Regions from separate parts of the Mus musculus genome. Here region 1 is linked to region 2. The links are chromatin loops, found by intact Hi-C in ENCODE. Cell type or tissue: left cerebral cortex. All regions are shown on one strand. Links, peaks and the distances in the headings refer to the core of each region. The heading gives the core; the rest is flanking DNA.

Region 1 (15,588 bases), core at 3,798-11,797, 180 kb before region 2:
AAAACCTCATTATCATGCCCGGGCCAGGCAGTGTCTTGGCAAAAAGCTTTACTGCATATGTACACATTGGTTGTTTGTCCAAATTTATGTGTGGTGGCCAGCAGTAGCCAGCACCACTCTGCAACGGCACATGTGGCTTCCCACAGACCTGACCTTCAGGTTCTCCCAGTATCCCTCATTCCCAAGCTGTTAAAGGGCATGGCTGGCACATCTTGCTCTTCCTTTCCCCAGAGATTCAATATATAATCTAGACATTTTGGTTTCCATTCTCTTCTCTCTCTCCCTCTCTCTCTCTCTCTGCACACAGGTTCTCTCTCTCTCTCTCTCTCTCTCTCTCTCTCTCTCTCTCTCTCCCTTCTCCTTGGACTCCCTTTTCATGGTGACTTGACTGACTCCCTCTCCTGTGTGGTCAGTGAACTCACCGGAGAGCTGCCCCCAATAAACCTGCCTGTGTACTTTAATTTGGCTTGAATTGGCTCATCTCAGTGGCAGAGATAATTTACCAATCTACAGGGTCTAAGACCTGCTACAGTGAACTCCTCAGGACCAGGACGGGCCTGCAGTTAATTGGCTAGACCCCAGTTCTTCCTGAGACTGCACTGTTGGTCATGCAATAGCTTTGGAGCTGGAGGAGAAAGAACAGACTACCTTAAATGACTCCCTAAGACTCCTGCCTAGACTATGGCTTCCTGACTTGCTTCCTCCCCAATCTGCCTCTCTCCCACTAGGAAAATTACCAGCTCTGGGCTCCCCAACCTCCCTGAGCTACCCAGGCTGGACCTTCTTTAGCATTGTCTGGTGGCTCAGATGATTTTCCATGGGACTAGGTCCTTAAAGCCACATATCTTAAAACTCTCAACCAATATGACTGATTTAAATATATCCTTAGGACCTGGTGGTGGTGGAACATACCTTTAATCCCAGCACTAGGGAGGCAGAGGCAGGTGAATGTCTCTTTGAGGTCAGCCCGGTCTGCAGAGCAAGTTCCAGGACAGCTAGGACCACACAGAGAAACAAACAAACAACAGGACATCCTTAGGACCAGTCAGTTCTGCCAGCCGAGCCTACATGATGCTTAGCAGCTTATGTACGAAGGGTGGTTAGTTTGAACATCATTAAAGCCCCAACCAGGTCACAGCAAGACCACTGGGGTGCCCTTGAGGGGGTGAAATTTGGCCACAAGGATGCTCTTTCTGCCCTTTTGTGATCTGCTTCTTCATCTATTGGACCCAAAGCTAGGATGACTTCCCATAGGGGGAGGCAGGAACACACATGGTCTCCAAGTTAGCTCCAGAAATGAAGTCTTAGTCTTGCTTCAGTGCCAAAGGGAAGTAGTGCCTGGAGACCTTGAGAGCCTGCCTGTTCTTCCTGAGGAGGACAGAGTCTGGTCTACAAGTGTCCTAGCAGGAGAGAAGGCATTCTAGAGAGACACACCAGATGCAGCTGTGAGGTTCACACCTGGTCTGAAAAGGTTGTCTGAGGCAGAGGCCTGAGAGCCCCCAGACAAACAAGCAAGGACTGAGCAGGCAAGAGCTGAGGACCTGGAGGTTCACCCATCTGATCCACTGTCACAGGCTTTGTCTGTGGTGACAACAGGGGCTCAGCCTCTGGCAAGCTACCCAGGCCTGTCAGTGGTACCGCACTGGGGTCCCAGGAGGAGAGAATCTGAGGAAGAGGGTGTTGTTGATTGCTGGCCTTGCTGGACAGACGAGCAGGGCTCTCCACAAAAAGTAGCCAGAGTCTGGACATAGCCCCAGGAGGGGTTTGGAGGAGGCAGTAGAGGACATTGCTAGTCCCAAGTCCAGGGTGAGTGGCAGGGAAACTATCAAGCAGCCCTGGCCCCTGAGCACAGAGCAATGAGTTAGACAGGAGGTCAGGCCTTGCTCATCCCTGAACTCTGCCCCAGATTTCTCAGCAGCTCCAATGCTCTTTCGACAGGAACCTCTGTAGGGGTGGCTACACGTGGCTGCCAGACAGCCTTAGTAAAACCCCAAGCTTTGATTACACAACTGGCCCATTTTTTTGGTTGCCCTGTGGCAGGTTGTGGCAGGGGCTGCCCCTCCAGCATGGACTACTGCCCTCTCCCTGACCACACACCTTCAGGAAAGCGTCTCTGGACAGCAGGTATATTGGATCCTAGCAACTCGAAACCAGACCAGACCCATGTTCTACTTTCTTTTCTGTTGCTGTGTTAAAACACTCTAACCCAGAGCCGGGTGTGGTGGCGCACGCCTTTAATCCCAGCACTCGGGAGGCAGAGGCAGGTGGATTTCTGAGTTCGAGGCCAGCCTGGTCTACAGAGTGAGTTCCAGGACAGCCAGGGCTATACAGAGAAATCCTGTCTAGAAAAACAAACAAAAAACAAAACAACCCCACTCGAATCCAAAGCAATTTAAGGGAGGAAGGGGTTTATTTGGGGTGGGATGCTAATCTTAGCAGTGGTAGGGTAGAGGCTTCCTCCTGAATAAGCCAAAGGAGTTCCCCCGCTCCTTGCAGTGGGCCACTTCTGTCTGACACTGCATGAACCCGGTGGGGAAACTGAGGCTCAGGAAGACTTTAACTACCTAAGTCATAACTCCTAAGCTGGCTCAGGGCTTCTACCTAACTACCATGGAAGAAGATGCCCCCAGGGCAGCATGATTGGACGCCTCCTTCCCAGTAAGAGGCTCAGAGATAGTAACTGGCTGTGATCTGGCCTCAGCCCCTGCTGACCACTCTGCTGGTGTAAGCCACCAGCCCTGCCCAGCTCAGTTGCTAACTGGTCTTCCATTAACATGGTGTCCGGGGGGTGGGAAGTGAGGAGACAGGGGACAGCCTTGGCTCAACCTTTGATCGAGGCTACACCCAAGTCCCAAGGTCCTGTGGTCTACAGAGACAGCTCTGAAAGCTTTGACTTCATTCTTAGAAGACTGGCATATGGCTGCTGCCCTGAAGAAGAAAAAACAGTTACAGTTTTCCTGAGAGAGGCTACAGTTTCTCTTCCCTTCAATCCTTGTGGCCAGAGACGCTACCTCACTGTCCACTCTATTAATAACGGGACCACGAGAAGAAAGGTGCTGGTTATAAGGCCTCAGGCTAGATATGGCAGAGTAGCTGTCTACACTGTTCACTACAGGCCTTGGGCAGGCTTGGGAATGTGTTCCAGGTTTTCTGAGCAGCAGGTGTGTTCAGTCCTAGAACCTAGAGAGCCGACAAGGCCTGGCAGGGGTTGTTGCTCTGATTGAACCCAGTGTTTTAGGTTCCTTTCTGTGGCTGTGCTAAAACATTCTAACCCAAAACAATGTTTAGGTCTTACACTTCCAGGTCATGATCCATGGAGGGAAGTTGGAGTCAGGGAAGGAGCTACAACAGGTACTTCCAGCAGAACCCATGGAGGGATGTTCTGTGCTGGCAAGTTCTCTCTAGCTTACTCAGAGACTCTAGGTCAGCTAGCTTTCTTTTCTTTTTTTTAAAGATTTACTTATTTATTATATGTAAGTACACTAGCTGTCTTCAGACACCCAGAAGAGGGCATCAGATCTTATTACGGATAGACAGATGGTCATGAGCCACTATGTGGTTGCTGGGAATTGAACTCAGGACCTTCGGAAGAGCAGTCAGTGCTCTTAACCGCTGAGCCATCTCTCCAGCCCCTAAGTCAGCTAGTTTTCTAACAGTCCAGGCACACCTGTCTCAGGATGGCGCCCCCTACAGTGTGCTGAGCTGTTGCAGGCTATTTAATCACACCTGAGATTGTATTGTTTACTGGAAGAACCTGTTATTCGTTGTGGTGTGGCTCAGCCTGGGCACACAACTTTAATCCAAGAGTTTCTGCTTGGATATTGTAAACAGGATTAAATAAAGTCAGCCATCGATCAAGAGGTACAGGAAGCAACTAGTTGATAGGAGATGAACATAGGCTTGTTAAGGAAAAAAAAAAAAAACCAAACTTTCGAAGTAAGAGGGAGTCAGAGAGATACACAGGAAGTTGAAGGGAGGGACACTGTGTTTGAAGGAAGTTGTTTGAAAGAGAGGGGATTGCGGGGATTGCATGTCTCAGCTGAGTGCTTTCTCTACCTCTCTGAGCGGGCTTGTAGCTCCAAAGTCTTCATTGGTAAAATCTGATTGAGATTTTGTTAAAAAACAAAACCAAAACCACTGAGCCCTCCCACATCAGTCACCATAGACCATTCATTCCTCATAGACAAAGCCACAGGCCAGTCTCAACTGGCCAATCCCTCCGGTGATATTAACTCAGATGATTCTAAGCTATGCCAAGTTGACAATGAAAGCTAACCAGATCACCCAATGGGGTCACTGGGTCTTTTACTTATCCTGTGGTAGGTGATGGAGAGGGCCAGGGATTAGAAGTGCCCTGTGGTGCTCAGTCCACACACTCACCTGCCATTCAGGCCTCTCTCTTTAGGGCACCTGGAGGCTCCACCTGCTGACTCTCACTTGCCGTCCACGTCCCTGAATCCTGTGTCGGCTCTCTTACATTTCCCCCTTTCCACTGGGGGGGAAACAAATAGCTCTCATAGTGCTTGGCCCTGCCAAAGGGCAGTGACTGAGGCACAAGTAGGTGTCATGCTTTTTGATGTGACAGAGAAGGGACACCAGCTGACGAGAGGGCACAATAGACCAGGCCTATGCCACCGTGTTATATGCCTGGAATCCTAGCACTTGGGAGGCAGAGGCAGGAATGTGAGTTTGCTCTAAGTCCAAGGCCAGCCTGGTCTAGCAATCGAGACCTAATCTCTCTTTCTCTGTCTTTCTGTCTGTCTCTGTCTCTGTCTGTCTGTCTGTCTCTCTCTCTCTCTCACACACACACACACTCATCTCCAAGAGCAGCTTAGGCCTTAAGGAATGAGAAGAGAAAGGCGGGGCTCTGAAGTCTCAGCAAACTGGGCATATGTACTGTAGGACCCTTTTCCTGGTTGGTCTAATGCTCCAGTAGAATAGCCTGCTCTACTAGAGGTAGCTGAGGAAAGGGTCCAGGGACAGGGAGACTGACCTCAGAAGCACAGGTTGAGCAGGGCTCAGGGATGCCTTCTCCTGCCAGGGTCCTGCTGCTGAGAGATGTATGTGATGGGGGCAGAGCAGGCTGCTCAGTGACCACACATGGCAGGGCTCCTGCAGTGCCTACATTAAGCATAAATCCAGGCCTGAAAAGGCCTGGGACTCAATGTTGGCTTCGCTCTAGTTCAGGCCCTGAAGTAGCCTCCTGTGTAGGATGCTAGCTGGAGCTATCAGCCCACAAAAAAGATGCATGCAACTTTGTGTTCTGTACGTGTGTATATGTGCCCAGTGTGTGCATTTAAGTATGTGTAAGCCAGCGTGCATGTGAAAAGTCAAGTGCATAAATGTCTGACTGTGTGTGTGTTTGTGCCCAAGAGTCCATATGTCAATGAAAATGGGTCTCTGTGAGTGCCTATATTTGTGGTTCCATGTATGTCTCTCAGTATATGTACGTGTGTACCCCAGTGTGACTGTATGTGAACTGGTGTGCGTGTGTGTGTGTGTGTGTGTGCGTATGTGTGTGTGCATCTGTGCAGCCTGCTGCGCATACTAGAATGTCCTTCCCACTCCCACCTCCATGTGACCCTGCGGCCACAGTGAGTCAGCCTCCCCTACTCGAAGGGCCAAGTAGCCTGTGGAGGAATCTCCTGGGAGGCAGTTCCTTGGGGATTAGCCAGGGAGCTGGTAGGAGAAAGAAGAAGATGGCCACAGAGGAGCAATCTGGAGCCAGCTAAAGTCAGGCAGGCACAGAGGGGCCATCATCCCAGGAGGCCCTGTGCACCTGGTCCTTCTAGCCAGGCTACTTGATGGGACCCCTGACCCACCTTATGGACAGTATGGTCACATGATGCTGCATCCCTAAGGTGGCGTTGGCCAGTGATGACTTTATAATGCAAGTTTTATTTTTAAAACTTTTATTACATTTATACACACACACATACACACACACACACACACACACACACACACACACACACACGTCAGGGCAGCAGTTGGTTCTCTCCTGAGGCTCCACCAACTCAGGTCATCACACTTGTCAGCAAGCTCTTCTACCTTCTGAGCCATCTTGTCTTCCCATGGGATGCAGGTCTGAAGAATATCCAGGGCTGTGCATCCTGGACTTCATGACATGGACAGTCAGAAGCCCTACCTCTAAGGAACCCAGAGCAAGGGAAAGAAAGCTAGGGTATGTCCCCCAAGGAGTGTGGTGGTAGTATATATGTCTGCTTGAGTGTATGAGTATGAGAGAGAGAATGAGACAGAGAGAGACAGACACACAGACAGACACAGAGACAGAGATAGAAGAGACACAGAGAGACACAGAGGAACAGGGATCGGGGGGATGGAGGGGACAGAGGGAGAACATTTATGGAGGACAACCAGAGAGGCAGGGCTGCGGTGGGCAACAGGTCAGACCCTCAAAGCAGAAACAAAGTCAAGTGGAAAGGACAGTCCCAGCCCAGCCTCAGGAACCCGGACAGGCAAAAAGGAAGGAAGGGGCTAAGATGTCATGGTCCTCCAAGACTGGGGTGGGGGGAGAGGGGAGAGATGAGGTTCAGATGGTTTGGGAGTTAGAAGGTCACACTGACCCAGCCAGGCAGCAGCAGGCTGCACAGACTGGGAAAGAACCTGCCCCATGATACTCATACACGCGAGGGCCCTCCCCCAAACACCCGAGGACAAACGTGTGGGAGCAGGCTGGGTCTGTGCTGACCGGTTAGGGCAAGAGGACACTGCTTATCCTGGTGCAGCAGTCCTCTAGGACTGGGTGGGACTAGGGATTCCGGTTGTGGTCCGCTGGCCTTCCCCTGCTCCCCCCTCCGCCCTCCTCCAGCCTTTGGGACATTGTGTCCCCAACACGTGGTCAGCTGAACCCTGCCTCCTCCTCTGGCAGGTACCTGACTCTGCTAGCCAGATTAGTTGTGGGCACCCTGAGCCTGCTATGGGGCCTGAAGAGGGATGGGCCCCAAGGAGGAGGACCGACAAAAGTGACCCTTTGTCCAGGTCACACCAGGACACCTGTGGGCGTGGTATGAGGGACCCGCAGGTCCTAGCTCCTCACATTTAGCCGTAATTGGCTGGTTCTGCAATAACAGCAGCCTGCACAACTCTAGGCCGTAGGCGCTGTTCAATCTTCAACTCCAGCCTTTCTTGTACCTGATGCCCTCGTGGATAAAAACAAGCTGAAAGCCTTTGCCTTCGGGATCTGCGGGTCACCCCAGCCCGAGGCTGGCCAGATGCATGAGATACTGCACTCGGATAGTGGGTGGCGGTGGTCCTCTTTCATCCAGTCCCCAGTGTGGTGGTCTCAAGCCTGAAGCCATGAGAGCATTGAGTGGCTCAGACAGGCAAAGTGGAGGACTTGACGAGGACGTGGTCAAGACACCAGGTCACTTCGCGTATTTGCCCACTCCGGTTACCACGGGGCCACCCCAAGTTTCAGGACGGCGGGTACCCAGACTGCGGAGTTAATGGTCGCAGCGCCCCCTGCTGGCCGAGAGATTTGGGGCGGCAGAAGCTCCAGCTTAGTTTGCAACCCTTTTGGCGTAGGTGTGCACCTTCCTTGTCCTGCCTTTTTCTGCAATGTACCAGCGACCTCAGCTCCAGTCTTCTGCTGGGTTCTCAGGCGATCCTATCCCTCTGTCCCTGTAGGTGCTTTGATTCTTCTTTGAGGAGCTCGAGGTCCGCGGAAAGGCAGCTTCAAGAAGCCAGGTTGGAGAGAATTCCCGACTATGGGCTTTGCCCAGACACAGAATGGGCATTGTTAAAGTGGTTACAAGCTGAACTGCTAAGGCCTGCTCAGGGCAGAGCAGCCTCTGTTTCTTTCAGCTAGCTTTTTTTTTTTTTTTTTTTTTTTTTTTTTTTTTGCAAATTCTTCCTAAACTAATACTCTGAGTCATTTTAAACAGTTCAGAGAATTAAATAGAAACCTAATAAAATCTGCAAAAGGTATTTTTAAAACAACTTCGTTAGGGTGTGATTTACATTCTATAAAAATCCACCGGCTTTGAGCAGTTTCAGAAGTCCGCCCACAATTCTATGCTTTTAGTAAATTTATCTAGCTGCGTATCCATCACCACATCTCGTTTTAGAATATTCCCATCTCCTCCAAGTGCTCTCAGACCCCGCAGATGTCACTTCCTCTTCCCACTGTTAGCCTGCTTGCTCGCTTTATAGATTTGCCTTTTCTGGACATTTCGTTTGGATGGAGTCTCACAACTTGTTGAGTTCAGTCTCTGACAGCTCTCACAGGCGATCATTTTGAGGTTTGCCTGCACTGTGGAAGCAGTAGTTACTTTTGCCACAATGTTTCCTTGAAAGGATAACCCGTCCTTTGTCTCTTCATCAGCTGAAGCAGATTCCAGAGGGTTGAGCACTTTGGCTGGGATGAATGCAGCTATGGTAGAGATTGTGTGGACACACATTTTCTCAGGTAGATACAAAAGACAACAAACAACAGCAAAAGGCAAGAATTGCTGGGTCACATGGCAAGTTTATTAAGGTCTGAAGAAATTGATTACACGTTATTTTATGTTTCCATCAGCATGCTATAAAGGCTCTGCTGTTTCCACATTCATAGCTTGCTACTATACTCCTTTGTTTGTTTGTTTGTTTGTTTAAATGTAGGAGTCAAATCAGAAGAGGGCATCAGATCCCATTACAGATGGTTGTCAAGCCACACCATGTGGTTGCTGGGAGTTGAACCCAGGACCTCTGGAAGAGCAGCCAGTATTTTTAACCTCTGAGCCATCTCACTAGCCCCTACTGTACTTCTTTTGACTGGCCATCCTTGTGGGTTGGAGCGATACTCTGAGTATCAATTTGGGTATCCCACATAGCCAAACACTAGTGATCATCAGCACATTTTGTGTATGTATGTGTGCTTAAAAATATCTATGTCTTTTTTTCCTTGCTATTGTTTTGAGGCATTCAACATCTAACTAAGGACAACTTTAAATTCCTGATCTTCCTACCTCACCCTTCTGAGTTAGCACTGAGAATTTCAGAAATGTACCACCATGCTGGGCTCCACTCCTGTATCTTCTTTGTTACAATGTACCACCATGTTGGGCTCCACTCTTCTATCTTCTTTGTTACACTATCTGAGCAGATGTTTCAACTCTTTACTTGGATCCTATGTCTTGTGTGTATATTATGTGTGTATATGTGGTATATATGTATATGATGTGGCATGTGCATGCCCGTGTGTGTATGTGTGGTACAAACTTACTCATGCACACATACATGTGTAGAAGCCAAGAGTCAATATAAATATCTTTTTGTTTTATTTTTATTTTTATTTATTTATTTATTTATTTATTTATTTATTTATTTATTTTTTAAGTACATTGTAGCTGTCTTCAGACACTCCAGAAGAGGGCATCAGATTTCATTACAGATGGTTGTGAGTCACCATGTGGTTGCTGGGATTTGAACTCAGGACCTTTGGAAGAGCAGTCAGTGCTCTTAACCGCTGAGCCATTTCACCAGCCCAGGCCCAGCCCATCTTGTTATTTTTTTGTAAGTTTGTTTTTTTCAGGCAGGGTTTTTCTGTATATGGCTCTGGCTATTCTGTTTTTTTGTTTTGTTTTGTTTTTGTTTTTCGAGACAGGGTTTCTCTGTGTACTCCTGGCTGTCCTGGAACTCACTCTATAGACCAGGCTGGCCTCAAACTCAGAAATTCTCCTGCCTCTGCCTCCCAAGTGCTGGGATTAAAGGCATGCGCCACCACGCCCGGCTGCTTTGGTTATTCTGGAACTGGCTCTATAGACCAGGCTGAGATCTGCCTGGTATCTTTGTCAGAAATCAGCGGACTGTTTGTAGATGCTTCATGGTTTGTAGATGCTTCATCGGTGTATTAGGCCTTTATTACTGCAGCTTTATAGTAAGTTTTGAAATTAGAGAGCATCTGTCCTCCAACTTGTTTTGTTGTTGTTGTTATTGAAATTGTTTCGGATATATTGGATCCACCTTTTGCATTTTCATATAAATTTTATGATCGGGTTACTAATTTCTACAGATAGAGATGCCTGTTCACATTTTGTACCTGGAGGTGTTTCTCCATTGATTTACAACTTTAATATCTGGACCTTGTTCTACTGTCCCGACACTTACTTCAGTGTATTGTATTGTTTTTGATGGTGGTGAAAATGGACTGTTTTCTCAATTTCATTTTTAGCCTGCTAGCGTCTAGATACATTGTTGATCTTTGTGAATTGCTCTGATTCTGGAAGTCCCCTGTATCTTCATGCCATTTCTCCTTATGCATCACAAATGCACAAGTGGTTGGTTTTTGTTGGAGCAGCAGTTCTCAACTTTGGGGGGTCAAGACCTCTTTGAGGGTCACTTGTCAGATCCTGCATATCAGATATCCTGAGTATCAGATGTTTATGTTATGATTCATAACAGTAGCAAAATTGTAGTTAGAAAGTAGCAACAAAATAATTTTATGGTTGAGGGGTCACCACAACATGAGGAACTGTATTAAAGGTTGATAGCATTATGAAAGTTGAGGACCACTATAGGGAAAAGGGAACCCTAGGTAACTACAAAATGCTGGGTGTTTTGTTTTGTTTTAAAGATCAAAGAAAACTCCACAAATGGAATCTACAGTTTAGGAGATTTTAAGGCAAAATAGTAAACATGCTCAAAAAGGGTGATTTATATATTTAACATAGAGCTGTCAAAATTTCAGCAAGATTTTTCTAAAAATTGCTTGTTGTGTGTATGCATGATGCATGTGTGCGGGTACATGTGCCTTGGTGCCCATGTGGCTGTCAGGGAACAACTTTGTGATATCAATTCCTTCCTCCCATCTGTATGTGGGTTTGGAGATGGATCTCAGGTCACTCTACCTACTAAGTCATCTTGCTAAAGCAAGATGCTAACACAAGATAACACCAAATTGAGTAGGATTCCTTTGTTTAGATGCAGGTCTCATGTAGCTCAGGCTAGACCGGACTTTGACATATAGGTGAGGCTCAACTTTGGGGGGCTCATAATTCTCCTGCCTCCTGCTTCCACTTTCCAAGTGCTATGTGTATACCACCATGCTTGTTTCTAGTAGGATCTTTAGCGAAAACATAGATAAACTGATTCTAAAATGTACATGGGAGGAACAGAACTAGAAAAACTAAAATTGTAGTGGTAGGAATAAGAGTGACCTTAAAAACTTATAATTTGAATGCTTAGTCATTAGGGCACTACTTGAGAAGGATTAGGAGGTGTGGCATTGTTGGAGGAAGTGTGTCACTGAGGGAGGGCTTTGATGTTTCAAAGCCCAAGCCAGGTCCAGAGGCTCTCTCTCCCTGCTGCCTGCTGCTCTGGATGTAAAACTCTCAGCTGCCATGTCTGCCTGAATGCCACCATGAGGACAATGGACTAAGCCTCCGAAACTCTAAGCAAGCCCCAATTAAACACTTTCTTTTATAAGAATTGCCTGGCTCATGGTGTCTCTTCACAGCAATAGAACACTGACTAAGACAAACACCAGGTCTGAGCTAGCAGGCTGCCATGGTGGGAGTTGAGCCTGCAATCCCGGCACCCAGAGGCAGAAGGAACACGCCAAATTTGTCTAGGTCTACACGGTGAGTTTTATGCCAGTCAGAGATTCACAGTGAGGCCTTGTCTTTAAAAGATAGTGGTAGGTCTCACTCTGCCTTATTCGTCAGCATGTGGGGTGAAAGGGAAAATGACGGGTGCGAAGATCAGCAGAGCAGGAGAGATGGTCTGGAAACAGCACGGAGGGAATGTAGGTCTAGCCTCCGTACACATGCACGCAAGTGCATGCTAGAGAGGAAGGGCTGAAGGGAAAGGCAAGGCGAGCTTGCTGGGAGTAGACACAGGTCTGCACATACACAGATGCAAGAGACCTAACTCCTTCAGGTATGGAAACCAGAGAACCCAGATGTGAATCGCCAGGAAGCCCAAGCTCAGAGGCTTGCAAACCCTCATGGGGGTCACACACACACGGGGTCACCCATCAAGAATCAGAATCAGAGTAAACAATGAGGAAGAGAGGTGAGCCCGCAGCTTCCCTGGGTGTCTGAGTGAGCTCTTTGCAGTTGGAGGTCCTTTCCCTAGTGAAATAAGCTGGGGTGGTGGGGTATCAACAGGGGGTTATCAGATGCTCAGCTCCTGGGAACTTGAGGCAGAAATCAGACTTCTAAGTTTCACCTGGCCTCAAGCCCTGAGGTTGTATTCCTGGCTGCCTTCCTTAATCACGAAGCTTGAGGCCCAGGGGAGACTTTGCCCTTCCCCCTATAGCAGATGTGACCCCTTTCCCTGGCCCAGAGGGTTCAGGAGCCAAACCCTGTCTGCTCCCTGGCGACAGTCACCTCCTCTGTGCTCCCAGGATGAGTCTCAGGTCGCAGGAACCGCCCCGCAGCTGCTGCTGGTCCCCACCTGTGCACTACAGCCCCAGGGGAACTGTGAACCTGCTCCAGTAGGCCCGGAGGACAGGGACACGGTGGAAACCAGACCTCCGTTTGGGAGGTGTGGGGCCAGGGATGTGTTTGTGCCAGCTCCTGGCTGGTCCCCCGGGGGGGGGGGGCGCTTCTGCTTGGAGCCAGGATGCACCTGCCCAAGAAACTATGGTTTCACAGGGAGGTAGGTGATCTAATTCACTCCATCCCAGAGTATCCCAGATGCCCTTTTTAAAGGTCACTTTACCTTGATCCAGGCGAGGAGTACCTCGCCTACCTTCTCTCTCCCACATCGCAGTGGCTTACACTCTCGCTGAGTCACCCTTTCTCCTCAAAGCCAGTTCTTACATCCTACACGTGGCCCTGCAACCTCCAGGTGCTGTGCTCATGCGCGGCCCCACCCGCAGCCTCAGAACAGCTTCCACCTCTCTGCCATCTCCTAGGCCCAATCATTGGGTCGGCTCACATCCCCACCGCCTCTCCATGTGCTCCGTGATCTCTGTGTCTTGTCCTTACACATTCTTGGAGCCAATGAAACGCAAAACTATGCTTACTGTCATTTACGTGGCACGGGTCGGGGGCGGTTTGCTGGGTAGAGGACCGGGGATTCACACCAAACGAGACAATCCGCAGCCTTACAAAGCAATGTTTAAACGGAATCAGGGCAGAGCTTTAGAAAAAAAGCAATTCCAATCTATTAACTTTCAACATAATAAGCAGCAGTTTAAAACCACCATTAAAATAACCAGAATTCTAATTGGAAGACGTATTGATTCAGGATGACTCCAGAAGAGTCTGGGAGCTAGACCAGGAGCAGGCTCACAGGGACATGGTCCTCCATCCTGCCTGAAGACTGAGCCGACTCTCGCCTTCTGCTAGCCCTACAGCCCGGACTCCCAGAAGCTCCGGGTTTCTATGCCCTTTCCACCCTCCCCAGTCCTCACCAGGTGGCATCTTCGCAAAGCTCCACTTGGCAGGATGTGTCTTCACTCCACTTGCCTGTCAGCACCAGGACACAGCCTGACTACTCCTTGTTTTGGGTTCTTTGCGCTCAGGCCTGGCCAACCTGGCTCTCTGGGCTGGCGGTTGGGGCCCAGGAGCCCTCATTGGGGTTTTTGCCCAACAGCGCTTCCCATAGTGCCAAGACCGGATTCCTTGGCCTTCCTGCCTGTACTTCGGGAACCCTTTGTTCCAACGATGGGTTGAGATGTCTCCCAGGTGTTTTAATCAAAGGCCCAGGCTCTTCCTGGCTTCTCTTCCTCTCACTGAACTTGGAGTTGAAAAAAAGTGACATCAAGCTGGGGCAAGGGGTGTGTGTGTGTGTGTGTGGGGTGGGGTAAGGGTGTGGTTAGCACAGACCATTAATTCTAACACTTGGGAGGCAGAGACAGTTGGGAGGCAGAGACAGGAGGATCACTGTTAATTGGAGACCAGCCTGTTTTACATATTGAGTTCCAGGACAAACAAGGCTATACAGAGTGACCATGTCTCAATGGGGAACTCCCCCTCAAAAAAAAAAAAAGCTACATTAAAATCAACACGTGAAAAAAAGCCAACTTGCCGGAGGAAGCCTGGAAGCCTTCCTGATCCTGGCATTATCCAACCAACAGAGTGTGCTTGAAACAAAGGTTGTGAAATACGACAAACAGAGGTTGAGGGCTGTGAAGAGCCATATACTTGTAGCCAGATGATGTTTTGGGGGCTTTCCTCAGCTCACTGGCCGACTTGCATCCTTGGGAGTGTCTCTTTCCTCTCTTCTCTCTCTCTCCCCCTTTCTCTTTCTCTCTTTCCTTCCTTCCTTCCTTCCTTCCTTCCTTCCTTCCTTCCTTCCTTCCTTCCTCCCTCCTTCCCTCCCTCCCTCCCTCTCCCTCTCTCTCTCTCTTTCTTTCTCTTTCTGTCTGTCTATCTGTCTGTCTTCTTTCTTTTTTGAGAAAGGGTTTCTCCGTAGTCCTGGCTCTCCTGGAACTCACTTTGTAGGCCAAGCTCACCTCGAACTCAGACATCTGCTTGCCTCTTGCCTTGGATCAAAGGTGCGTGCGCGCTACCACCTGAGAAGACTGCCTCCACAGACGGAGTATTCCTTTCATATAGAGATGTTTCACACAAGAATGCTGAAATACCACTGAGCCACACTCAGGGCCTGAGCACATATGGCTCTTTGTTCTTTCCCAGACACAAACACGCAGTCTTCTAGGAATGTCAGGAGAAATCTCAATCACGGTAAAAGACGGACCTAAACTTTCTTGTGCACCTACTGTCACCCACAATTTATGACTTTATCTTATTGTTTTGTAATACCACGCACAGCATCCCTGCAGTCACTATAATCCCATTTGCCAAAAAGAAGCAGGTGTGGAGGGGGCGAGGTTTCTTAGCAACCCTTTGAGATGTAACTTGAGAGTCGCTGTCTGGTCTTGAACTTCTTGAATCAGAGTAAGGAATCCTGGCTTCTCCTGAGTGGAGGTCTCTGAAGAGATCTCTGAATGCTATGGGAGGCAGCGAGAGGCTATGCCTCCAGCCCTTGTCCCGCTGCAGACAGTTGTCAAAAGAGTCACAGATACTTTCTCATAGGCAGGCCTTTGGACAAGGGCTGCAACAGATCTGTCATCGGCTTTAGGCTTTGGGCTAGGGGTGAAGCAGGAGAAGTCCATATCCCAGGGGAGCAGTCTCTTTAGTCTACTAGTGTCACAATTGCTGTAGAAGGGTACCCTTCTGCGAACCCGTGACCCTCTAACAGACTCTACAAGGGCCTGGATTCCAGAATGACTCTAATTCTCTACTTAGGCACTCTAATTCTCCCTTATAGGAAGATTACAAGGTTTAGTGGCACCTTCCCCTCCTTTATAAATGGGCACCCCTTAACTAAACATGCCTCTCCTCACTTACCCTATATCCTCTAACTTACACATTAGCAAGATCCCTCCTGGGCCGGGCAGTGGTGGTGCACGCCTTTAATCCCAGCGCTTGGGAGGCAAAGGCAGGCGGATTTCTGAGTTCGAGACCAGCCTGGTGTACAGAGTGAGTTCCAGGACAGCCAGGGCTACACAGGGAAACCCTGTTTCGAAAAACCAAAAAAAAAAAAAAAGATCCTTCCCTTGTTGGCAATGCAAAATATGTGCATACCTGCACACACTCCCCTACCCACTCAGTTCCCTTCCATCAGGGA
Region 2 (15,588 bases), core at 4,999-12,998:
GGAGATCAACCAGGACCTTGTGCATGGTGGACAGAGGCAGAACCACTGAACTACATCCTAGCCCTTTGTGTACTACCTTTAAAAAATGCCCTTAGTGTTTTTCATTTCATTATTTTATGCTTTTGATGTACACAGGTATTTTGCCTGACGTATGTCTATGTACCATATGACTCCTAGGTGTTCAAGGAGCCCAGAATAGGGTGTCAGATGCCATAGGACTGTAGTTACTCATGGTTCTGAGCCTTCAGGTAGGTACTAGGAATTGAACCTGGGTCATCTAGAAGAATAACCAGTGCTCTTAACCACTGAGCTAACTTTCTATTCCACAATCCTACATTTTTTTATCCCCATATTCAGTTCAAAATGTAGCACATACAGGCACATATAACTCCGTATATAAATGTCACTTGTTTGGCAAGAAAAGCAAGTGGTGTCCACATTGAAAGTCAGGTCTACTGATAAGCAAAAAAAACAGGTTGGCTGAGACCCCCAAGGATATCTTCTCTAGTCCCCAGTATTCCCATCCACTGCAGTGCCAGGTTAATCCTGGGTCCTCGCCTACACTAATCTCCACAGCCCTGTTCCTGGGTCTCGCCTTTTGTGGGGTACAACTGACTAGCTACTTGGAGCCTGGTGAGGTGCTGTGTTAGGTTACTTTTCTTTCACTGAGTCAAAACCAAGGCAGTTTACAAAAGAAAGTGTTGGGTTTGGCTTGTGGTTGTAGAGTCACAGTACTGGAGCAAAAGCCAAGTAAGAGCTCACATCTTCCAGAAGCAGAAGGCAGAGAGAGCACACTGCGAATAACATGAGGCTTTTAAATAACAACACTTGCTGAACTCAAAAGGTTAAGACATATTGATAGATGTTACCAAAGAAGAAAATACATATGTCTAGGAAAATAGTTGGGATTTTAAAACTTCATGAGAAAAAGCTCACAACTAAGAATTTTCCAGACAAGTTTGAAAATCATTACTCAACTTGTCACAAACCTGGAGCAGCTGCTTCTGTGTAGCCCTGTTAGAAGGAGCCAGAAAAGCTGACTGAATTCTCTAACATCCTCTCATTGGGTGTTAATGGCACCAAGGATACCTAGCTGCAGAGGTAGTCTGAGAATGGTGTGTATTGCTGTGATCAAGACACTGTGACTCAGGACACTGCCTCTCAAATCCCTGCATGTCCTCACATCAGAAGCAGGTTTGAATAATTAGAAATGCCGGATAAACAGGTCAGAGCACAACTGCTGAAGACCGGGACACTGAGCTTGTGCACAGCAGTGCTGCACTAGCTCTAGGCTACAGAAGCAGTGGGTCATTCTATGGCAAACCAGTGTGACAGCCGTGGGACAATGGACTAATGTCCCAGGCTCTGCATCTGGCCACATGGTCCCTGTGTGCCTTCCTAAGCATCACATGCCAGAGAGCTGTAGGGACTCTATGGTGGTTGGAATGAAAATGCCCCAGAGACTCATTTTTGTCCCTAGTTGATGAAACTGTCGACATTGTAGCATCTGTTCCTGCAGACTCCCAGCAGTCACCCATTAAGCTTACAGTGTCCTAGCACTTCTGTATCCACAGCCTCAAAATGCTCCTAAGTTCCTTGTGCTGACCAGCTGCAAAAGCCTGAGAGTGACAGGATCAAGCTTTGCTGTAGCAAAGGCCACACTTCTCCCACACATATTTTCTGTTACATCCCCACATCACCTTGAGAAACTGATGAAACAACTCAGTGGGGAGGAGAGGACTCACGTTGGCTCATGATTTCAGAGGACTTCATTCGTCACAGTGGGGAAGACATGGTGGAGTAGCTTAGTCCATGACAGCAGAGCATGTGGCAGAGACTGTTGACATCACCGAGGACTAGGACGCAAGGTTAGACGGCCCTTGAGAAGCCCTCAGTGACCTACTTCTCCTTGCTGAGCCCACTCTCTAAAAGTTGCAGAGCTTCCCAAAACAGTGCTACCAGCTGTGGACCAAGTACTCAGAATAAGAGTGGGAAAGGAAGATCCAAACCATGCTAGTAAGGCCGGGCGTGGTGGCGCTCGCCTTTGATCCCTGCACTTGGGAGGCAGAGGCAGGCGGATTTCTGAATTCGAGGCCAGCCTGGTCTACAGAGTGAGTTCCAGCACAGCCAGGGCTACACAGTGAAACCCTGTCTCAGAAACAAAACAAAACATACTAGTATTTGGTTTAACTATAATAGTAAATATCTTGATTTTTTAATGTTATTTTTAATCTTATAACCTCTTTTAAAGGTGGAAAAAATAAAAATCCTTCTGCGAAATGTGGATTTGACTGACATAAAGGTTGGCTCGGTAGAGGAGTTCCAGGGACAAGAGTACCTGGTCATCGTCATCTCCACTGTAAGTGCTCGCTCGCTCACTCGCTGTGGCCAGCTGGCATGCGCTTGACATGGCCGGTTATTTAGTGAGTGATCAATCTATTCAGAGAAATGAAAGAACCTGATCCACAGTGTAACAGACTGCACTGCAGACACGGGGTTTCCAAAAGAGCCAATGATAGCACATTGTTTAACCAAACCCAAAGATCAGGAGGCCAGCTACAGAGGATCTAGGAAGAAATAGCTAGTTCATGGAGGGATAAGATGGGGAAAGACAGGCTTGGTAGGAAGCAGAGGTAGGTGGGTCTCTTTGACTTTGAAGCCAGCCTGGTCTACATAGTGAGTTCTAGGGCAACCATGGCTACATAGTGAGATCCTGCCTCGAAAAAAAAAAGAAAAAGATAAAGACGGCTAGGGAACAGAGGGTGCAGAAGTCAGAAGACCCCAGTACAGTGGCCTTTGTACCACCACACAAGGACAGCTCCACTCTCATACCACTGCCTAATAATCTTTAAAATATCTCCATTGCAAGGACATGCTAACTGCAGATAGAAAACTCAGATGCAAAAGAGAAAATTCACACCATCTAAAACTTTCTACCCAACATAACTTGTTAGCATCTGGGGGTCTCCCTTTCTGTAGTGTGCTATTAACCCTGTCTCGTTTAAAAATAAATAAGGTCATGTTGCTTCTTAACCTTCCTGTTTTCAAGTATCAAGAAAAACACTTAAAATACTGTATTTCTTCATCTTTGTGTCCCTAGGTGCGGTCAAATGAAGATAGATTTGAAGATGACCGTTATTTTTTGGGTTTCTTGTCCAATTCAAAAAGATTTAATGTTGCAATCACAAGACCCAAAGCACTGCTGATCATTCTGGGAAACCCTCATGTGCTTGTCAGAGTAAGTTTGCAGGAGGACACTGGGACACTTGATGTGGGATGGGAGGGAAGGACACAGGTCTCAGGAAATGACTTGTTAGCTTCAGCATGCACCTGGCACCCGGAGGGAGACTCAGGCCTCACTCACTTGTCTCTCACTCTCCTCAGGATCCCTGTTTTGGAGCGCTGCTAGAATACAGTGTTAGCAATGGTGTCTACACAGGGTGTGATCTGCCTCCTGAACTCCAGGCTCTCCAAAAGTGAGCACTCCAGTCCACTTCCTAAAAGGTGGGCTCTTTGGACTCCCCAACCCTCCCATATTGCTTCTTCCTTAAAACCCCACGCACCCAAACCCACTGAAGCCTCAGGACCAGCCTAGATGCTTTCTTGACTCTTCTGACCCCTGGGCTGCAGCAGCCACTGTCTGGACTTTAGTGGCAACGCCGCACTCACTACCTTGTGTACTTCGACAGGTAAAGCACCGTGGAGGAAAGAGTGTGGCTCCACGTGTTCACCTTAAGCAGGCTGTGGCTAGACAGCTGTGCCAGGACCTGTGGACATGGTGGAGTCTGCTACAACAGGGAGCCATTGAGCCTCACCCTATGGGCCATTAGTCCAGCCATGCTTCAGTCTTCTGTGACTCCTGCGGCTTCCTGGTCTCAAGACTGAATGTTGGTATGCATGGGACCACTGAGTCAGCTGGGCTGCTCCTGCTTCCTTGGACTGACCTTGGTTCCTAACAGTTAGTTTCTGCCTGTGGGCAATCACTGCCACTACACTCCCCCAAATAAACACTTCCATAACCCCAGACCCCTTTCTGTCTCAGAATGCACCTGTGCCAGTGATAAGGGTTTTGCGCCCTACTAGCTACAATCTTTGGAGTTGGTTCCACCATCATCTGCTGTTTCATGATCCAGATGTGTGTGAAACAGCATGAAAGGCCACCAGCTCCTCTCACCCTGTGAACAGCCTCCGCTGGCTGTGTTGTAATGCCTGGGACCAAGGGTCTTGAATGGAACCAGGCCCACCCAGAACCCAGTATTTCTAGAAGGGGCAGTCAGTTAGGGCCTGTACTGGAGCCCTGCCTGTCTTCCCTGGGCTGTCCCTACATTCAAGTAGATGCCAGCTTCTAAGAGCCTTCATAGGTTGGGGGGATGGGCTCCTTAATGGACCAAACTGGACTTGTAGTCTGCTCAGAGAGCAGACTAAGCAGAGAACTAAAATTTCACCAAGCTCCCTCCCCCAGCGTAGGGGAGAGGCCAGCACAGGTTCTGTGGCTCCACCGTGCTCTACTGTAGGCCCTGCTGCCAAAAGACCTATACTTGGAGGCTGGGCTTTTCAGAGCCCAGGGTGAGCAAGGTGGGGTTTAGCCCTCTTGTGCAGGTGAAGACTGGGATCATGGAGAGATCTACTATGAGATCATAGGACCTCCTGCTCTAAAAGCCTGCCCCCATCCTATTATGATGCTCTCCCTCCATGTCCAGGGACTGGACCTGGGTAGCTGGAGCACAGAGATGAGGAGGACCAAGGAGGAATAATCCCCCAAGGAAAGATCAAGGGCCTCCACCGCTTGGAAACCACAGCGATGAAGGAGGCACTTTCCTTGGGCAAAGAATGGAGAGTCTGGGTGGGCTTTGTTTGGATGAAATTGAGAGCAGCTTAGTTGCTGCCAGGCCTCTGGTACACTGTGTTGTCCTGGGTCAAAACTCAATTGCAGTGTAACCACCCAGAGTGGCCTTCACTTTAGCTGTTTGAACAAGGGAGAGCAGGAGCAAGGGCAGGGCTACACCAAGAGGTGACTAGCAGGTCCCAGGAAAGAAGCCAGTGACTGGGAGTGTCAGGTAGATCACAGTCCATCAGTGACAGGACCTAATCTACCGAGTACCCAGCTAAGGTTAGTCATGGCTTCAGCACATTTCTACCCAGAAACATCCACCTAGCTCAGGGTTAGCCACGTCTGCTCCAGCTTGGACTGTAGGTGAGGCAGGCATAGGGCACATACCTCAGAATCTCTAGAATGAGAGTGATGCAAGATGGGCCAGGATGAGCAGCATCCCAGTCAGGAATAGAAGCCACAGAAGGCCCTGCTCTAGGGATGACAATGCTGTCCAGACCAGTGTGACCACCTGCAAAACAAGGAGCAGCCCTGCCTGGAGCCAGGTAGGCAGAGGCAGACTTCAAACTTGGTCATAGCCCCAAGAAATGAAGAATGTGTCTCCTTGCTTATTTTTAAGTTACCTACATTTTTCTTTTTCTTTTTTTTTTGAGATTTTATTCTTATGTGTTGGGGTGTTTTATGTACAGTGTCAGCAGACTGCAGAAGATGGTATATTATCCTCTGAAGTTACAGCTGATCGTTAGCTGCCGTGTGGGTTCTAAGAACCAAACCTGGTTCCTCTGGAAGAGCAGCCAGTGTTCCTAACTGCTGAGCTGTCTCTCCAGCCAGCCCCCCTTTCTCATTTTTTAAAAATAATTTTTTCTTATTTCATGTACATTAGCACTTTGCCTGGATGTATGTCTCTGTGAGGGTATGTCAGATCACCTGGAACGGGAGTTACATTTTTGAACTGCCATGTGGACACTGGGAATTGAACCTGCGTCCTTTGTAAGAACACCCGGTGCAGTGATGGATCGTTGAGCCATCTCTCTAACCCATGTTTCTCAACTTTTTAAGGCTGCTTACAATGTCATTCAAGAATACTGTAGATTTTGCCATTCTAAAGCAAAGCAGAGCAACCTATATCATATGAGAGGAAAATGCATTAGCATTTTACACCAGCATTGTCCTCTAAAAAGGACGTCCTCCAGAGCTAGAAATGGCTTTTCCTTCTTGAATCTTGTATTTTACTCTCAATGGATTGAACCCCAGTGTAAAATAGTATGCTTATAGGTCAGTGTGAAAGAAAATGTGAATTTTTCTTTCCTTTTTTTTGAGGGGGGGGGGAATATTTTATGTTCTGTACCCAAAATGGAATTTCACATTCATTGCCCATGACCCCAGAAGACAAGTAATGAGCTTTTGCCAAGGAAGCCTAAGCAATGCTTGATGCAGAAGCTTTGGTTTGCTCGATACTCCTGACCCTCTCAGGCATCTGGCCGCAGGTTGAAGTGGTCAGTTGTAAACGAAGGCAGTTCACAAATGGGAACAATGGGATGGGGACAGAGAAGCTGCTCATGGCCACTTGTGAGTCTCTCTTCATCACCCCCTACCACAAATAGAAGGTTCATTGATAAGGGTGGAAAGATACATTAGCCAGGCAGTGATGATGCATGCCTTTAATCCCAGCACTTGGGAGGCAGAGGTAGGTAGATTTCTGAGTTTGAAGCCAGCCTGGTCTACAGAGTGAGTTCCAGGACAGCCAGGGATAGGGATACACAGAGAAACCCTGTCTCAAAAACAAAACAAAAAGATACATTAATTCAATTAATCAGGACTATGTTCATTTAGCAAGATAATAGTAATGGGTTATCCCATAGAGCCCGTGACCCATCTAGCCATAGATTCTTGGCCCAGCAATGTGGGATCACCTTGTGAAGTAGGACTTAAGTCAATCACAAATGGTTGGCTGCTCCCATGATGTTTATGGCACTATTGCTTCGGTGGGATACTAGAGCGGTTGTCGTCACAGACTGCAGGATTCACAGCTTGGTAAGACTGTGTGAAAGGTAGCCAGGAGCACTGCAGCTTCCAGGTCAGTACTTGCTTAGTTTCTCCATGTCCCATGACTCCAGTATGCGGTATAGTCAGCAACAGAGTCTCACTATCAAGTTCGAGGGCAGCCAAGAACAGTGGTAGTAGCCTGTAATATTGGGACCTAGGGAAATTCAGTGGCCAACGACTAAACAACCAGTTCCTGGTACTGGGCTTTTTATTTATTAGCCTCTGGTGTCTAGCAGGGGCATTGTTGCCTCATTACTGGGCAACTCTATTTAAACGTTTATTTTTGTCTTTATTATTGATTTATGTATATGGGTATTGCACCTGCATGTATGTCTGTACCTCAAGAGCGCAGTGCCTGCAGGGGCCAGAAGGATCCAAGCAGACTGTTGCAAGTGACCAGAGGTATTGGGAAAAAGTCCATGGAACTGGGTTCAATTACCAGCATCCATATAGTGGCTTATAATACCTGTAACCCCAGCCCTGGGGAGTTCTAGCCTCCATGGCCACTGCATGCTGGTGGTACACCCATATATAGTTTTTTAAAAGAATATAACTCTCCACCCAGAGTGGATGGATAGAGCCTTTGAAGAGGCATGCACAAATAGATAACAAAGGAGACAACATTTGCGGGTGGGGTGCGGGGGGGTAAGGGAGACCTGCAGGTCAGAGAAAACCAACCTGCTGAGAAGGGGTCAGTGTGCGAAAGCTCTAGGAATCCAAAGGAAAACAAAAAATATAGGGTTCTGAAGGTGGGATGATGGAGTGAACAGCATAACCCTTCTGAGAGGCCAGGGAGGGTGCAGGAAGGACTGCCTTGGGAAGCCTGGGGTGAGGGCTTGCCAGCGCAGCCAGGAATCCTAGGCATGGGGAGTGAATGGCTGCTCACCACCCGCAGGGAGTAAGGTGAAGAAGGTAATGTCTGTGGGAGCAAGAATGCACCAGGAGGAGTCAGGCCTCACGGGACAGCAGTCCCTCCAGGTTTTGCTTCGGTCGGAGGAGATGTTTCCAGATAGCTTATGGATACTGAAGGAAGTTACTACTCCAGACATACACAGGAAAGGCTATGATGGAGAGATACTGAGCCAAGGAATCTTGCAGGAGGCCACGGTCACAAAAGTTTGTGTACAGTAGCTCCTGGGAGGAGAGAACATGTGGGTAGCCCAGAGAGGTCAGGTGACAATCCTAGAAGCCCCCACACCCTGGCCCAGCTCCACGGATGCCGACAGTGGGTGAAGCAGTGAAGATGCTAGGTACAAGCATATCCGCACTGGCTGGCGTCCCATCACAGCGTGTAAAGGGGCGCCCCTGGGTCCGGGACATGGCTGCAGTGAAGAGGCATCCAGGAGCTTTGGAGAGGACGCCCCACGGCATTTTTGTGCAGGCACTAACCTGGGAAAGAGGGTTCGGGCTTCCTTGCCCTTGCCTGCAACAGCTCACACGGCAGCCTCTGCGCCTGTGTGAAGACCAGGTCCGAGTGAGGAGCAAGAGAGCTGAGGTGTAGAACTAGAACCCTTTGGCTACCAGACACGATCTAACCCCAGAGCGGGCGATCCGCCTCTTTCTGTGCACAGGGCTATGGGGGACCAGGGCTTGGCCCAACCCTGATGCAAGGGGATGGTCAATATGAACTCGGTTCGTTTCATTTAAAAAAAAAAATTTTTTTTTTCTGCAAGTCATCGCCAACGCCGCAGCTACGTGGAGGGTGGGGGGGCTGGGGGCGGAGCCACGCCGCGGAGTTGCCGCAGGTAAACAGCCCCCCTCCCCGGCGGGAGCGGGCCGCGCGGCCCAGGCAGGAGAGCCGCCGCCGCCCCCGGGAGGGACGCAGGGCGCGGGCCGGCTACAGCGCACGGCGGGGGCGGCGGCGGCCCGGCGCCCTGGCAGCTCGACCCCTCTCGCGGGGCGGCAGACCCCCGAGCCCCGCCGCATCCCCGCTGACATCCCTCTTCCAGCGCTCCGCGCCCCCCCCCCCCACCGTGACCTCGGTCTCCGTCGCCCCCCGCCGCCCTCTCTGGCGCGCGGCCCCGCCCGCGCCCCCCGCCCGTACCCCGCCGGGCCGCGCCCCCGCCCCCCATGCACCACCTCCTGGAGCAGTCGGCGGACATGGCGACCGCGCTGCTGGCGGGCGAGAAGCTGAGGGAGCTGATCCTGCCTGGCTCGCAGGACGACAAGGCGGGCGCGCTGGCCGCGCTGCTGCTGCAGCTCAAGCTGGAACTGCCGTTCGACCGCGTGGTCACCATCGGCACCGTGCTGGTACCCATCCTGCTGGTCACCCTGGTCTTCACCAAGAACTTCGCAGGTGAGGCAGGGCGCGCGTCCGCAGGTGTTTAGCGCCCAGCGCTCCGAGCGCGCTGGCTCTCAGCGCCAGGCAGCCAGCGCCAGCTAGACCGCACCCACCTGGCCAGCCGCTGAGCCATTGCCCGCAGGTCTCATCACAGACCTTGGGCACCACCTCAGTCTGGCATGAGGGGTTGAGACAGGGCCGCCTGAGACATCTCCTCTGTTTTATTGTTGTTTGGCCTTCCATTCCTTCAGCCTCAAGCCGTGAGGAGAGTAGGCCTGTCCTACACTTGCTGGCCCCCGGGATGAATGGGATGTGGGGTCTGAGTTGTAGCATGTCACGTCACGGGTGGTGGGGGTAGGGAGGGCTGAGGCTTGGAGGAATAGCCAGATGAGGACCAGAGAAGGATGAGTGTTGAGGGCATTGCTCAGGGATAAGTGAAAAAAATCCCATGATGCTGCATGGGGTTCTTGGGGCTGACAGTGTAGGAAAAGTGAGGGTACTCCCGAGGAACTCTGAAACATCCCTTTCCAAAGCTCTTCTATAGAGGAGGCCAGACAGAGGCTGGCCCCGGAGGGCATCAAGCAATAATGGCCCAAGAAGCCACCCTTGACTGGCAAAGGCAGTGTAGGTAGAGGGTAGGGCAGGTCACTGAAGAGTGAGCAGGTTAAGGAGCTGACGTGTTAGGTGAGTAGAACTGGGCCTGCTCTATGAGGGAGCCTGTGGGTGCGCCTGCGGTTGTACACAGGAGAGTACACATGTAGAGTGGGCCCTGCCTAAGGTGACAGGCTGAGGCACTAGGGAGCTGGCTTCTGGTGACACACCGAGATGGGGAATAGCATCCCCACTGGAGCCGAGCTGAGGCAGACTCAGGTATCCATAGCCACAAATCAAATTGGTGGCCAGAGATGCCAGCTTCATAGCAGGAAGAAGACTGTCGGGGCTCCAGAGTTCCTCTGGAGGTGCAGGTCGCTCTGCCCTCTGCAGCTACTGGGCAACGAGAACAGGTATTTCGATACCCGCTTCTTCACCACCATCCACAGGTGCCTCCCCTTACAGGAAACTCCAGGACCTAGTGATGTCCAACCTGAGCTGAGGGCAGGCATCCTTCAGACTATTTAAGGCCACGCCAAAGGTGGAGGAAGTTCTCCTGGTCTCCATCCTTGAACACCAGAGTCCCTGACACTCAGGCACACCCAGGTGTGTGTATAAAGGGGGCCTTTGGCCATGTTGATCACAGTACCAGCAACGGGGTGGCTGCCTTACAACCGACGTGTACCTTACAGTTCCAGGAGCCAGAAGTCCAAACTCCAGGTATAGGGAGGGCTGAGTTCTCTCCAAAGCCCTTTCTTCCTGATGAGTGGTACCTATAGACTTTCCCTGGTATTCCTTGGTGGTATAGCTGTATACCACCCAAGCTCTGTGTCTGTCCTCTGTTGGGAATTTCCCCATGGTAGGGATTATTCTACTCCACTCCCGTTTCAGTTCATTTACAAAGGCTGTTTCTGTCAGTCCTTAGTACAGGGCCAGGACAACAGCAGATACTTGGGGGAACACAGCTCTATCTATGACAGACATCGTAGGGCAGCTTCAGATGTGGGTGGGCTGGGCCATCTTTGGTGATTCCTTGATAGGATCCCTACACCCAGACCCTGCCAGCCCAGCTTGTCACCTGTGGGACCTCCAGACACCCTGCATCCAACTGGGCCTGGAACCAACAAGATGTCCCCCAAGTTAGCCCCGATCCTGGACCTGCTGCTTCAAACCCCCTGTGCTTGCTTGCTTGCTTGCTTGCTTGCTTGCTTGCTTTTTTGTTGTTCTTGTTGTTGTTGGGTTTTTTTTGTTGTTTTTTGTTTTTTTGAGACAGGGTTTCTCTGTGTAGCCCTGGCTGTCCTGGCATGCACTCTGTAGGCAAGCGGGCCTCAAACTCAGAAATCCACCTGCCTCTGCCTCCCAAGTGCTGGGATTAAAGGCGTGCACCACCACCACCCGGCCCCCTGTGCTTTCCCACAGACATTTCCTAAGCCCTCCTATCCATGCTGAGCTAGGCCTACCACAAATGTGAGGAGGAGTCCCAGGGCCTACGCAGCACAGACAAGCCCCTATGCCTGACCAGGAAATCTACTCTTGGCTGGGAGGATAGAGAAACTGAACAACCAGCCTTACTCCTAACCTTTGCCCTCCCTGATTTCCTACACAATTCTGAAACAGTGATTGCTTCTCTTGGCTTTGATTCAGGATAGCCCAGTCGCCGCTTGGGGCTCTTCACCGTCCTTTTGTCCCACAGAAGCTAGAAGCATCCAGGGACCCCAAACACAAGTGAATCGGATGTGGGGAAAGTATGCCTTAGTGGCTCCTTCTCCCATGGCCCCATCATTTCTTGGGGACCCCTTGGTGAGAACACAGGAGAAGGTAGGACAGGGACATATCCAGGACCCTGCTCCAGGGCTCTCAGTGGTGACTGCCTGCCTGAAAGATTTCATTCATCTGGCCTCCAGATCTGTGAGGTACCTGTCTGCTGTTTTAAGCCCACCACCCCACTTCTAGTAATAGTACCCAGTGTGGCCAACGGCCCCTCCATTTTTTTTTTTCTGCATACACCTGGGTCCTGCCTATAGGGGCATTTAGTCCTGAATGTCAAATGCTGTGTGGATAACCCTCATAGAAGGAGCCTGCCCTCCATAGAGTGGGTTGTGCTATGTTTCCCCACCCCTGAGCCCAGCACTGGTGATCTCCACCCAGCAGAGGTAGAGATCAAGGTTTAGGGGTGGTCCAAGAAAATCTCAGACGACTCCTGTCTAGAGACCGGCTGGTATTGGAGCCAGGGCAGCTGTGAAATAACCCCCCTGCCACTCAGGCAGGGGTGAGAAGTCAATACACAAAGGCCAGAAGTGGGGGGAGGGGGAAGAGGCAAAGAGCCACCAGATCTCTCAGGTCCCATGTACGTGGGCGTATTTTGGGATATCACCTGTGTGTGAGCATCTATCTGGCTCACAGAAGCTGGGTGTTACCCAATGTGTGCCTCCTTCTCAGCACTCTCTTCCTTAAGGAAGGAAAACCAAAGTGCCGTATACTGACAAGCACGGGTGGGTCCAGCACCCGGCTGCTGGCCTTTCCCTGGGGATCCCACCCAGTGGGACAGATCTCTGTGGTGGGTCTGTGAAATGTGAAGGCACTCAGATACCAGCCCGTCTCCTTTTTTCCTGTGGTCCCTGAAAGTCAACCCTCTCTGTCCTGAGTATGGGTCCCTACCCCAGACCTGCAGCACTCTGAAGCATCTACCCATACCACTGCAGGAAGTATCGGGACGGAGTACTCCCCCCACGCACATACACATATGAGGCAGGCAGCTTGTAAGAAGCCAGGGCCACCTGTTATCTGCCCACACTGCTGGAACAGACTAGCACAAACTCTGGCTTTAAACAATGTTCAGGACTAGGGTGTGGCTTGGCAGCAAAACACTCGCTTAGAATACTAGAGGTCCTGGATTGATACCCAAAAAAAGCTGGGGAAATAGCTCAACAAAGAGATGCTTGGCCCTAAGCCTGCCGACAAGATGGGCAAGCTCTCAGCAGGGCTGGTCCAGATGGAGCTTCTATTGGCAAGTCTGAGTGCACCTTCAGGACCGAGCTACACCATGACATTTGGCTCAGGCCTTCTCTATCCATCACTGCCTTCCTTTGAAAGGGACTCTTGTGTTTCCTTGTCCCCCTCAGATAATCCAGGATCAGCTCCCATAAAGTCCTTAATCCCGGCTGCTGTGTCACTTTTACGACACAGAGCAACAGTCACAAGGTCCAGAAGTCAGGATGTGGGAGCTGTCGTCCCACCATGAAGGAGTTGGTGAAGGGTTGGGACCTGCCCTGGGGTGAGGAGAGCCGAGAGATGAGCTGCCTGTGAGCTGGCCAGAGGCAACAGCCTCAGCAGAACCAGAAACCCCTTTCTTGAAAGCCTTTTCCTCTGCAAGTGGCAGAGGCTTAAGTGAGTTGGACCATGCACAGGCTGGACCCAAGGGAGTGGGCAGGAGATGTGTCTAGGGCTCAGGTTCAGCCTCAGCCCTGGGCAGAATTTCAAGTAAAAAAAACCCTACAGGTCTGCTTTTACTATTCAGACCTGCTCTAGCTGGAGGCTGCAGCAGTGCCCTGTGGCTCCTGCTGTTGACCCCCTGGCCATTCTGATGTCAGTCTCAGCTTAGCAGGTTCCTTGGCTAGAAATCTCAGTGTATTCTCATGAGCAGCAGTACTAAGTCCAGGTCTAAGCAGTACTGCCCTGTGGGGAAAGGACCATCCCACAGCACTCTGCAGTGCTAGCCCTGTGTTCACTGAGATGACAGCACTGCAGAGCTAGCTCTGTGTGCACTGCTTTCTTTTTTCCTTTTTTTTCATGTTATGTATATGAGTACACTGTAGCTGTATAGATAGTTGTGAGCTGTGGTTGCTGGGAATTGAATTCAGGACCTCTGCTCACTCCAGCCCTACTCGCTCCGATCTGCCCCACTTGCTCCGACCCAAAGATTTATTTATTATATGTAAGTACACTGTAGCTGTCTTCAGACACACCAGAAGAGACGTCAAATCTCATTACAGATGGTTGTGAGCCACCATGTGGTTGCTGGGACTTGAACTCAGGACCTTTGGAAGAGCAGTCAGTGCTCTTACCCGCTAAGCCATCTCACCAGCCCATGGACCAGCTTTCCTATCTCCTCCTTGAGCCCCTGTACTTACCTAGACAAGAACCCATCCCCCCCTGGGAAATCCCAAGAGAGGGGCCTCAGACAGAAAGCTCCATGCAGCCACTGTGTCAGGACAGAGCATCCGGTGTCCAGGTACCTGCCATCTGGCCCAGTTCAGGATCAGCACAAGTCCACAGCATCAGCACCCTATGGTAGCCAACCATGCGTGAACACCTGCCCTTCAGTTTAGGTTAGGCCCTTTGGTGTCTGCCATGCCATCAGAAGCACCACGCGCCTCTGCAGACACAGGCCAACCAAGGAAGAGCTTGGCCCCACTGGAAGTGCCCATGGGAGTACGGGGGTTCTCTCCTCTTGCTTGCCCAGCTTACATCTTGGCTGGACATCATAGAGATGGGCTTGATTCAGGGTGGCAATCAAATTTCCTGAGAGGAGACCACTCACCCTTCTGTGGCTTTAGGGATCACCTGTAAGAACAAAAAAAAAGAAAGAAAAAAGAATAAAATTCCATTTTTTTTTTCAACCAAGAGAGCCGATTCCTTTGCTTCTCCCATTTGCTCTTCTCAGAGCCCAGCTCATCCTGCCCTGTTCTCTAGGTCCTCAGGGGATCAGCTTTCCCTGACTACCCCTAGCCTCTCCCTTCCACCCCTGGCTATGGCCAGGTGCTCAGCTTCTCCCGTGGACATGGTCCCAGCTTCAGGAAGCCCCAGAACTCACACTTACCTCTGTCTGGCCCACCCAGACCTCCACTGGAACCCTCCATACCTTCCCAGGACCGTATGAGGAAGACAAGTGGCCACACAGCCGCTGGTCTTGGGGTTCCCCCTGACTGGGTTATATTCTGGTAGTCCTTGAGGCCTGTCTTTGACTCTTCATGAAGAGTGGCTACATGGGCAGATATCCCTAAATGGTGACCACGGTCCTAGTCTAAGTTAGAATGGAGCCAGGACGCCTACATGCTGGTACCACAAGAACGTGTAGGCACTGAGGTCTCTGTCCCCTGCCTCTTAGGCCCCTGAAGACATCAAACTGTGATTAATGTCTCTGTTGGTTACTTTTCTTGCTGCTGTAGCAGAAATAACCTAACAGAAGAAGGGTTCGGTCTGCTTTACAGTTTCAGGGAATACCACATGGGGAGAGGGCACATGGCTGGGGTGGCTTGTTCACACGGAGGTGTATATAGACCCTCCCTAGTATCATGCTTCCAGCTAGAACCCACCTCCCAAAGATTCCACAACCTACCAAGACAGTGCCACCAGCTGGGGCCCAAATGTTCAAACGCAGAAGCCTATAGGGGGCATTTTATATTCGAATCCTCACATTAGTCTTCCGGCTAGCCTGGGTCTCTGCCATCTCCCTGTCCAGACTAGCCACTTTGACCCTGTTATTTCCTGATCTCAAGACTGTGGTGGAGGGCTTTAAGCTGGAGCCAGTCTTGAGTGGAAGCGAGATGGCTAAGGTGGAGTTGGCTTGGATTAATGCCATAGGAAGCCATGGCCTGGTACCTAGGGATCATGACCCAGTATGGTGGACTTTGAGCCTCCATGTTTTCTGAAAACAAATTGGAAGCATAAGATCGCAAAACAAGGCTGAGCACAGCCCAGTGCAAGCATATGTGACGCCCTTTGCTTCAGGATGTGTGTCCATATAAGCCAAGTGCAGACAGGCCCCTTGTTCATTTTCAGTGGCAGATCTGGCCAGCCAGTGAGTGTTCCCTATCACCAGCATCCAGGGTTCCCACAC

What was found. Peaks named below come from ENCODE experiments on the same cell type or tissue, not always from the same donor. Only the 100,000 strongest peaks of a DNase experiment are listed, where the experiment ranks them.
Region 1: a loop joins it to region 2, with 2.7 times the contacts of the local background. A loop is called at or near these places in 1 of 42 quality-filtered maps.

Annotation. Positions count from the first base shown.
Region 1 is chr15:88,869,068-88,884,655 of GRCm38, forward strand. No RefSeq gene overlaps it. Among named protein-coding and RNA genes, the nearest start is that of Gm38643, 8.6 kb to the right of the region's middle. In left cerebral cortex, for the core only: CTCF peaks have their summits at 7,494 (motif pointing left) and 7,699; DNase peaks (open chromatin) are centred at 7,580 and 8,142; H3K27ac peaks cover 320 bases.
Region 2 is chr15:89,051,127-89,066,714 of GRCm38, forward strand. Panx2 (pannexin 2) reads left to right here and starts at 8,600. Exons shown (of 3, transcript NM_001002005.2): 1 at 8,600-9,173. The coding sequence starts at 8,948. Mov10l1 (Mov10 like RISC complex RNA helicase 1) reads left to right here. Exons shown (of 27, transcript NM_031260.2): 24 at 2,252-2,359; 25 at 3,101-3,238; 26 at 3,385-3,504; 27 at 3,690-4,026. The coding sequence ends at 3,480. In left cerebral cortex, for the core only: no CTCF peak of the experiment used is centred there; DNase peaks (open chromatin) are centred at 8,151, 8,375, 9,158, 9,428 and 1 more place; H3K4me3 peaks cover 2,190 bases; H3K27ac peaks cover 1,615 bases.